Regions from separate parts of the Mus musculus genome. Here region 2 is linked to region 1. The links are chromatin contacts, found by Hi-C in ENCODE. All regions are on one chromosome and are shown on one strand. The core of a region is the stretch at or near the end of the contact, and the rest is flanking DNA. Distances in the headings are between cores, read along the strand shown. Region 1 holds the start of Tvp23b (trans-golgi network vesicle protein 23B). Region 2 holds the start of Elac2 (elaC ribonuclease Z 2).

Region 1 (4,621 bases), core at 725-3,224:
GGAGGATCCCAACGCCTGAAGAATGCTACTGCTAAGATGACTCCTAAAAGACTGCTGGGTTTCTAACACCCTTCTGTGAACTCCTAAGAACAGGTTGGGGTGTAAGTAATGGAAAAAGGCAAGAACAACGGATACAGAGCGGCAGGGAATGGAGAACTTCCAACTAGAATGGATGAGACCGAATTCCAAGTATGCACACGGGTTTTAAGGACAATGAATGGAGAGACATCCAAGATGTTATATGGAGAGTTTTTACTTTTTTAAGATTATAGAGTACACTTGTGGCCCCTTCTGCCTGTAATGCCAGCACTTGAAAGACTGAGTCAAGACAGTTATAATCAGTTGGAGAAGGGTGAAAAAAAAAGAAGAAATTAAAGCATGGCTTTGAGCTAACACCAACAAGATTTTGTGAGGGGCGGGGAAGGGGAGGGAACAATGGAAGGCTACCAACAGTGCAACTCATGAATGCTTCCCAGTGAACAAAGGTAAACCAGCTGTAACCCAACAGTGGAGTACACAGGATCCACAGAAGAACCTGTGGGTGATTAGCAAAGATGCAGGGAGGGGGTTGGTATGAAAATACCAGGGGGAGGGGCTGCTTCTAGGTAATAAGAAAGAAAATTATCAGACAAAAAACAACAACAACAAAAAAAAAAAACAACCAAAAAACACAAAAACCACAAGGGAACAGATGTTTAAGTCTGCAGAGAAATTTTAATGCACAGGTTGCCTGGGGGAAGGAAGGTAATGACTATAAAAAATGTCAAATGCCCAACAGGTGGAAGGACTTATGGTCACAGACCTAGGAGTAGGAAGAAGCGGATCTAAATGCACCTTCAGAGCTGAGCTGAAACCATCAATGAATTTTTTCTACTCCACATTTCCACAAAGTAGACTTTTCTTATCACAGATTCTAGTTGGCCCATCCTGAGACACTTGGTATGTCACTATGTCTTTATTATTATGATCTGAAAATATGTTGTTCCCCAACCTAACCTCTCCCCATCCCAACCCCCACCCCCAGCCATCCTGCCCTTTGCAGATCCCATCTCCTTGAACATCCCAACCTGACAATGAAACCCGTGTGACACAATCTACATGGGAGTTCACAGTAAAAAAAAAATTTTTTTTGTTTTTTTGTTTTGTTTTTTTGGTTTTTCGAGACAGGGTTCTCTGTATAGCCTGTATATCTCTGTATAGCCCTGGCTGTCCTGGAACTCACTCTGTAGATCAGGCTGGTCTCGAACTCAGAAATCCACCTGCCTCTGCCTCCCGAGTGCTGGGATTAAAGGCGTGCGCCACCACGCCCAGCTTCACAGTAAAATTTTAAAGGAAGAAAATATATTACATGTACTAATCTCTGGCCGAAGGACAATTGGCTACATCGACCTCTACGGGTACAAAGGCGATAACCATCGTGATTATCTGTGTACAGCGTAGTAACACTGGAACCCAAGGCTCTGGCAATCTCTCCCTACAGGATCGCCCTGAACTTGTGTATCAGGGCCCTACAGGCCATTCCCCTCATCCGGGCAGGCTATGGGAAGACGGGTTACCCCCGACCTCACACCCAGAGATCCTGCAGCGAGTGTGCTCCACACCCGCTGACAGGAGGCCTCTGTGCCTCCGGGGTCGCCGGTGCACCCTATCCCTCACAGTCCACAAACCCTCTAGCGACAATTTGCCCGGGGCTGGCCCTCCTACCCACCCACCTGCAGTTCCTACAGCTCAGGCAGTGGGCGGGCACACGGACCCAACAGCCTCGGGCGACTGGGCAAGACCCCCAGCCCCAACTCAAGCACCGGCTACCGGCGCTCGGCCGCCATCCCTCACCTGCGACAACATGACGACCCTGCGCCAACCCGCCCCCCACTTCCGAGAGCCACGACAGCAAAGCTGCCACGCGATCCAGCTCTACAGCCGACGTCACAAGCGCACCAGGAAGCCACTTGGTGGGAGGGCGCAACTCCAGAGACCGGAAGGCGATAGGCGGGTCCATACCTTGGGGCGGGGCTCCATAGTGGGCGGGGCGGAAAGAGCTGGTCCACGCGACGGACGCGGGCGGTAGGAGGCGGGGTGTGTGGGCGGGGCCTTGACGCAGAGACTCTGTAGGGGCTGAGGTGGAGGTGGGCGGGGCAAGCGTGAGCAGGGGCAAGGGCTGCACTTCTAAGGAAAAGCAAAACGCTTGGGAATAAACTGGCTAACTTAATGGGTTCTAAAGCGAAGTTTCTTGGGTTATGAATGGAAAATGTTTTTTGCTACCAAAGAAGTACAAACTGTGAGTCATTACCACCAGCAGGGACGCCCTGAGAGAGGCGGAGCTTTATAATTTAACCTTGTAAATGTATTGTATTTTAGTATAGTCTTTCTTAAGCGATTTAAATGTTAAAGAAAATTGAGAAATAAATGTGTCCTTGGAAAGAAATTAAAAAAAAAAAAACCGAGTAAGAAAGAGACAAGAAGACTAGCGTAAGCAGTGAGGGTACTGCTGTAAGGGGCATAACCTCAGAACAAGAAGAGAGGCCAGTATCGCGCCTCTGCCCTCCATGTACCAATTATATAACCAATCTCTATGTACATCCTTCCTCGGCTGTAAAGTGGGAAGGACGGTGATGGCTTTACAGAGCATTTAGTAAAGTGGCACAAATTTGCTTTTATTACTGTTTTAAGTCACCTGCTGATGGCATGATCATGCCTAGACCTAAAATTCAGAGATTTTTTTTTTTTTTTTTTTTGGTTTTTCGAGACAAATTCAGAGAGTTTAAAGCCATCTTTGCAACTGTAATGATAGAGATATTCTGTTTGCTCAACTATGTCAGACTGTTGGAGGCTCATGCAATGTCCCTCTCACCTTTTCTTAACTGAAGGGACTCTTCACAGAACCCGGGGTTTTATCTGGTTCTTTGCCAGGACTATGTCAAACCCAGTGTTACAATAATGAAGAAACATGGACCTAGTTCCCAAAAAAGAGAAAGCAGGCAAGGTAATTGCGCATCTTCGTGTGAAGCTGGACAAATGACCTATGTCCTAACCTGCTTGGACAAAGATTTTGGTGGCCCACCCTGTGTTGTGAGGTTGTGTGGAAAAAAAATTTTTTTGGTTCTCACTTTTTATATGAATGCAATTTGAATTCACTACCATATTTTAAGATATAGAGCATTTGACAAGAAAGTGAATTTCCCACTTGTTAGGATTTTTGTCTTCCTTTTTGGAGGACTGGTGTGTGTGTGTTGGGGGGGGGGTTCTTTGCTTGCTTTTGAAACAGGGTGTTGCCTCCTAGTACCAACTGACTAGATGCTCTGTCCTCCTGCCTTGCCCCTATCTCCCCTCACCCTCAAGAACTGGAACTTAATGACGGGGAAAGTCTGCCTGGGGTGTTGAGCCTCTATGTAGGGACTGTACTCTTTGTCCAGATCCTGAGCCCTTCTGTGAGCATATCCACCAGTGAGCCTGTAAACTACTCTTTACAAAATTACCTACCTTGCCCCTGACAGCACCCCCTGAGTATTTAAATAGGAGTCTCAATATACTTGAGAGTAAAGCCTCCTTTGTAGAAAATGAAGCGTATTTTCTTCATTTTTTTTCCTTTTCTTCTGATGGAGTGTGTTCTGACCCGTTAGATCACATGCAGTGTTCTAAATACAAGTCTGCCTTTTGATCTCCCCATATCCTTTACCAAAACTGAGTTTTAGTCTTTGCAAAAATACCAGGAGATTTTTATATAGTATCCTGATGGCTACTGTTCAAAAGTTTCTGGAAGCAACGATAGCCCTAAGTTGGTAGTGATGAATGGAGTCTAACTGCTCAGTGACCTTGCCTACACCTCACTAAGTGGAATGCTGGCACTCTCTCCCTGTCTCCTGGTGTCTTAATATAACCCTACTCATTCTTTGAGCCATAGAAAGCTTCATATGAATTGCCAAAGCAATGTCAAAAAAGAAAGGTCTGGACAACCAACACTCACTTAGTTTTCAGTTTGTTGTAATGCTGCTGTAATTTCTCAAGCCTGGTTTAGATAAACACATTTTGTCCAAGTTCGGGGGCTGCTGTTTTCCCTTCCTTCATGAAATTATCAATAGGGAGGCCTTTGATCTTACGGATCCACGCAGCTTTGCTGGCTTTTCCTGGGTCGACCTCTTTAGTGGATACACTGGCTTCATATTCCTTCATCTTGGCTTCAGCAAATTCTTTTTCCTCCTTCACAGTCATCAGCATGAACCCAGTGTTCATTCTCAGAGGATCAAGGGTTGTGTAGAAACGAGGCCGTTCTTTCTTGGGAGACAGGGTGGCTGTGCCGCCTCGAGGAGCGAGCATTCGGTTTGGTTTAATGACCTGCATGCTGGTCAGGGGGCCTGCACGGCGCATTGTCCCATCAATTGAACTGGTCAAGTGCTCGTCACCCCTTAAGCTGTCAGAGACCTTGGGACGGATAAGACTGGGCTGGGGTACAGTGGCCTGGACTCTGGGACTGTGCAAGGACTTTTTCAAGTTGGGCTGAAGTTTCTGGATTTCAAGGGGAATGTTGGTTTGTCTCACACCTGTAGGAAGATTGCTGGATCGCAGCTGATCAACTGCGTGTTGAACTGATTTTCCTTTGAGTGATAGGACTTTCCTCGGATAT
Region 2 (4,621 bases), core at 1,512-4,011, 2.1 Mb before region 1:
GCTGAAAGGAAGCATGCGATTCTAAGTCTTGCTTTAAGGCAGCTCTTGATGGATTCTAATTTACAAAGCAGGGCTCATGTAAGAAAAAACGTAAGACAGTAGGTCACAGTCAACAACATACCCAGTTCTATTCCTTTCAATGGACCAGAAAATATTTTGATTGCTTCTAGATATTTCTCCTAAAAAATAAGGAAGAAGTTATGTTTTAAACATAGGGCACAGTAATGTATTCAAGTAAGTACTATATGTACTCTAGGCAAACACAAAACTTAGCTAGTACTTTAAATTTCATCTAGACAGTTATTTGTTGTGCCCAGTGTCATTAGATGCCACCATTTAGCAACAGTAAGAGATATGAAGTTTTTGCTCTCATTAGAACAGAGATGGAGAGGAAGCCAACGATAACACAAACAACTCAGTAACAATCAGGTACTCTGAAAGAAATGAAAGACGGGGCAGACACCAACTTGTGTGGTACACCTCCAGGGGGAATGACTTTTGAAAGCAAGACAAGGGGCAGGGCTGGCCCTCGTGGCTCCAGCTCGATGACACAGGTAGAAGTATGAACAGCAGCCTGGGCTTGTGGGACTTAAAGACCACCCTGTGGATCACACACACACCACACAGGGAAAGCTTAGGGCGGGAAGCAGTGCCCTGCATGTACACCATGTTCTGGCTGCCACACAGGGGAGGACTGCTGAGAAGTAGGAACTGACAAGCAAGGCTAATTTGGTTCACAGAGAGTGAAAGCTCAAGGAGGAAGAAGAGAAGCTAGAGACAAAGTTAGATGTCTTAAGTTGAATAGGAAAGAAAGAACGCTGTAATTCATGAAGTCCTTCTTTGGTACCATAGTGAGTGATTTAGTCCCTCCCATGTACCACTTCACGCAATTCAACTTTAACAACCTATGGATCATTCTGGCCACTTTATAAATTAAGAAATTGGGGCTGAGAGGCAAAGTAGCTCACCCAGGACCACACAGTTAGTATTTACATACTATGAAAGGAGATGTGTTTAACTCCACTACCTGTTATCCTTGAGGGCAGAAGGTTAAGTTACAAAAATGAAGACTGCTACCATTTTTAAAGGAGGTGGTTTTAACGGGTGACCAGGAGACACTCACCAGCTGTGGTGGTCCAGACAGAACACATTTGGGAAGCCCGGTTTCCTTTAAAGTTAAAATCATTCCTTAAAAGAATGTAAAGAGAAAATAAATAAAAATCCAGCACTCTCAACTTAGCCTGCAGGCCCTGTCCGGTATGTGGTATGTGTGTGTGTGTGTGTGTGTGTGTGTGTGTGTGTGTGTGTGTGTGTGTGTGTGCATGGTGGTGGGGTGCTTCTGGCTATACTAGTTATTTACCTACGTGTCCCTGTTCTAGGGTATAAGCAACTATACAATACATAAAGAGAAAATAATGTTAGCATTGATCTAACCATGCATCAGAGCAGGGTCTGCTATGCAAGGGGGAGGAGGGCACAGTCCACTACCTCATTCTCTCCTCTGCCCATACTACTATGCTTTCAAAATCTGGCAGCCACACAGTCTGGATGACAGTATGTGTCTGAATCCAGCTGCAGAGTCTGATCAGCACCCACCACAGCACTCTGTTGTTAAATCTGTGGTCCAGGTGGAGGTTGTAACCATATCAAGGCCTACTTTTCCGAGTCTAGGTTTTCACACCCCCTACTCAAGCTGACTAAGCTAGTGTACCAGGAATTCTATCTCCCCTGGGCTAGGAAGATGAACAAATGAGCTGCAAGCCATGTTAAGCCCCCAGAAACTTCCCACCGGCCCCTGACCTCCAAACACATACTCACCACACAACCCCCCAACATTTGACCAATGCATCCGAGTCAGAAAGATGTTGTCCAAGCGAGCGACTTTCAGTCTAAGAAAAAAACATACATTTCAGCCAGATGAAACAAAGACGACCAGAGACCGTGTCTGCTGAGAAGTCTCATCTGCCTCTCACCTCAGCTTTCAAGCCCATAATCATCTCCACCCCAGAAGCCAGGAGTTGACTCACTTGTGTTCCTGCATAAGTCGTTGGACGCCTTCTCCGCAGTTAAAAAGGTACCTACAGGAGGAACATTACTGTACTTACAAGTATACTCTGTAAAATGCTTTACTGTAGATACAGCGACATAAATGACAGGGTTCTCATACTGCCTAGTAGGTTTTGAGCCCTCTTTGGTTAGTGACGGAAGAGTGTAGTTTGGTATAGATCAATGGGGAGTGATGTCTTTCCCCATCGACTTATGAAACCGGTCTAGCCCACACACTCACGGTGAGGCCCCCGCTTTGGGATGGTGATGGTGAGAGTCGGGGCACGGGAAGTTTTGCCCGGATACCTGAAAGCCATGCTGACTAAGGGAGGTAAGGGATATATACAGGATTGGACAGGAGGCCTCCCGAGCACGTGGCGCTGGGGCCAATCCCCCAGGGCTGTCGGCCCACTCTGACCTGTTGTATTCCGAGAAGACATAGAGAGCAGCCCCCGCGTCCCGGCCGCCCGCCGCCACCACCTGCAGGTACACGGTGTTCGGGCCCCCGGGACCCGGGCCGCGCTTCTCCCGCGTACGCAGGTGTCGCAGTGGGTCTTTGGATGGCCGCGGCCGACGAGCCGAACCCTGCGACATGGTGCGCAGGCCAAGGGGACGCAACAGTGAGCGGAGCGCCCACATGCACCCGACCACACCAGGCTGACAAGGCAGCCAGACCCCTCACGCCGCCACAAGCACCGCCCCTCCACCGCATGGCGGAACTGACCAATCAGCGCGCCGCCGCGCTAGCTGCCCGCCCATCCAAAGCTCCGCATCCAATCGTAACGAGCCTTGGAGCTCGGAGTCTGTCAATCAAGGTGGACGTAGAGTAAGCGAAAGCTAGAGCGTCGCCGGAGGCCCCGCCCCCCTCACCGGTTCCGGCTTTCCCTGTTGACGTTTTCCGGTTACTGTCACTTGGCGGAAGCGGGACTTCTGAGAGTGCAAGTACTCGAAAGGCATTACTGGGAAAGGACTGAGTCTTTTTCAGGTTCATCGTCTTCTGTCAGGAGCTCTGCCCTTCGACAAAAGTATTCCAAGTTTGCATTGTTCTTGCTTATGATGATGGTGACGATCTCATGGGAGATAGATCTGGCTAATTTGATTTCCACCATAAGAACACATTTCAGATGATATTCTTTGTTTTGGCGTGAGAATAGAGATGAAAAGACTAAGTAAACTTCGTAGTGTTGCGTCTTATTGCTGTTATGAGCCGGTCCTCTCTGCCTTGCATTCCTTACTTCAAGACGGAAATAGTTTAACAGTGCTTATCTTTGGGAGATATTTAGAATTAACATGGCTGTGGGGACCTCGAAAGTCGACTTAGGACACCCCAAGACCAAGTTCTCAGAACAAAGGAGATTTATTTTCCCCAGAGAGACAAAAGGCAGTGAATAAGAGACAAAGAAAGAAGATAGAGACTAGGACGAAGAGAAAAGGGTCAAGAGAGAGGAGAGAGGAGTATTTGCACCCGAAACACGAAGGGCTGCCTCTGGATAGGGAGGAGACCGACCCATAGGCAAATAACAGTTCATAAAGGTTAAAAAAAAAATCCGATGTTAGGATAAGTTGGTTTGTTTTGATTGTGTATATTAATTACATAAGCCAAAGGGGGCTTTTCAAGGGGCTGGACTTCAGTGCTTTGTTAGCTGGACCTTAGTGGTCAGCCTCAAGAGGAGAAAATGGTCAAATAAGGGAATAGACCTTGGTGTCTAGCTTTATGGATGTAATCTAATGATTTTTAGCAAGATGGAGGGTATGGCGGTGAAGCCAAGGCCTGCCAGAGTCGTATTTGGCATGCTTGGTTGGCTAAAGGCCCTTTGATGGTCGGTGCTTTGAGTGGCACTAAAGAGATACGCAGAATAAATAATAGAAATTTATGGAGAAGAAAATGTTGCCACCTGCAGGAAATGTATTTAAACAAGTATTCAGGGAGACTGTCAGATGTCTGAGGCTGGACTGTCAGGTGGCTCTGAGGCTGGAGCTGGACAATCAAGATAGTGAGTTGGAGGTGAACCTGGGGCTACATGAGACCCTTTCCCAACTTGGGTGGATGGGCAGGAAGACACACACACTTTTTTTTTTTTTTAATGCTGAGACCAAATGGATCGATCATAGTTCAAGATCACTATTTTTGAGAGGTCGGAGTTTCTGTTGCCAGCACCTACATGGTGACTCACAAGTTATCTTCTGAGACTCCATTCCCACAGAAACTCACATCTTCTGACCTTAGCAGGTATCAGTTAGGCACCTGAAGTACAAACATACATTCACAAAAAACATCCATATACATTTCAAAACAGTAACATCCAGGAATGATGGCTCCCCTGAGGTCAAGCCCAGCCTGGGGTCCTTAGTGGATCTAGGCTAGCAGAGAAAGAGGGAGGGCAGACTGAGAGGATGACTATGTGCGAGTCACTGTAACATTCCGTGTCCCAGTGTGGGTCATTTGAGAAAAAGGCCTACTACCATTTCAGAGGCTCTTGAGGGTTTCTCCACAACAGAGCTCTCCGTTGAATCCTCTAGAAATTCAGAAAGCACACTTGAGGAATGTGGCGTGGTGTTTACTGGAGAGCCTCAC

Evidence for each region. A loop is a pair of places that touch in the nucleus more often than their neighbours do.
Region 2: a loop to region 1 is called in a map of heart, with 4 times the contacts of the local background. The contact joins the promoter of Elac2 here to the promoter of Tvp23b in region 1. A Hi-C loop is called at or near these places in 2 of 37 maps with a recorded cell type or tissue (heart and v-Abl transformed pro-B cells).

The regions. Positions count from the first base shown.
Region 1 is chr11:62,876,808-62,881,428 of GRCm38, reverse strand. Tvp23b (trans-golgi network vesicle protein 23B) reads right to left here and starts at 1,974. Exons shown (of 7, transcript NM_026210.5): 1 at 1,834-1,974. The coding sequence starts at 1,845. It overlaps Fbxw10 (F-box and WD-40 domain protein 10), which reads right to left. Exons shown (of 13, transcript NM_001033669.2): 13 at 3,967-4,621. The coding sequence ends at 4,012.
Region 2 is chr11:64,977,175-64,981,795 of GRCm38, reverse strand. It overlaps Elac2 (elaC ribonuclease Z 2), which reads right to left and starts at 2,761. Exons shown (of 24, transcript NM_001362983.1): 1 at 2,465-2,761; 2 at 2,028-2,078; 3 at 1,819-1,889; 4 at 1,124-1,188; 5 at 122-179. The coding sequence starts at 2,685.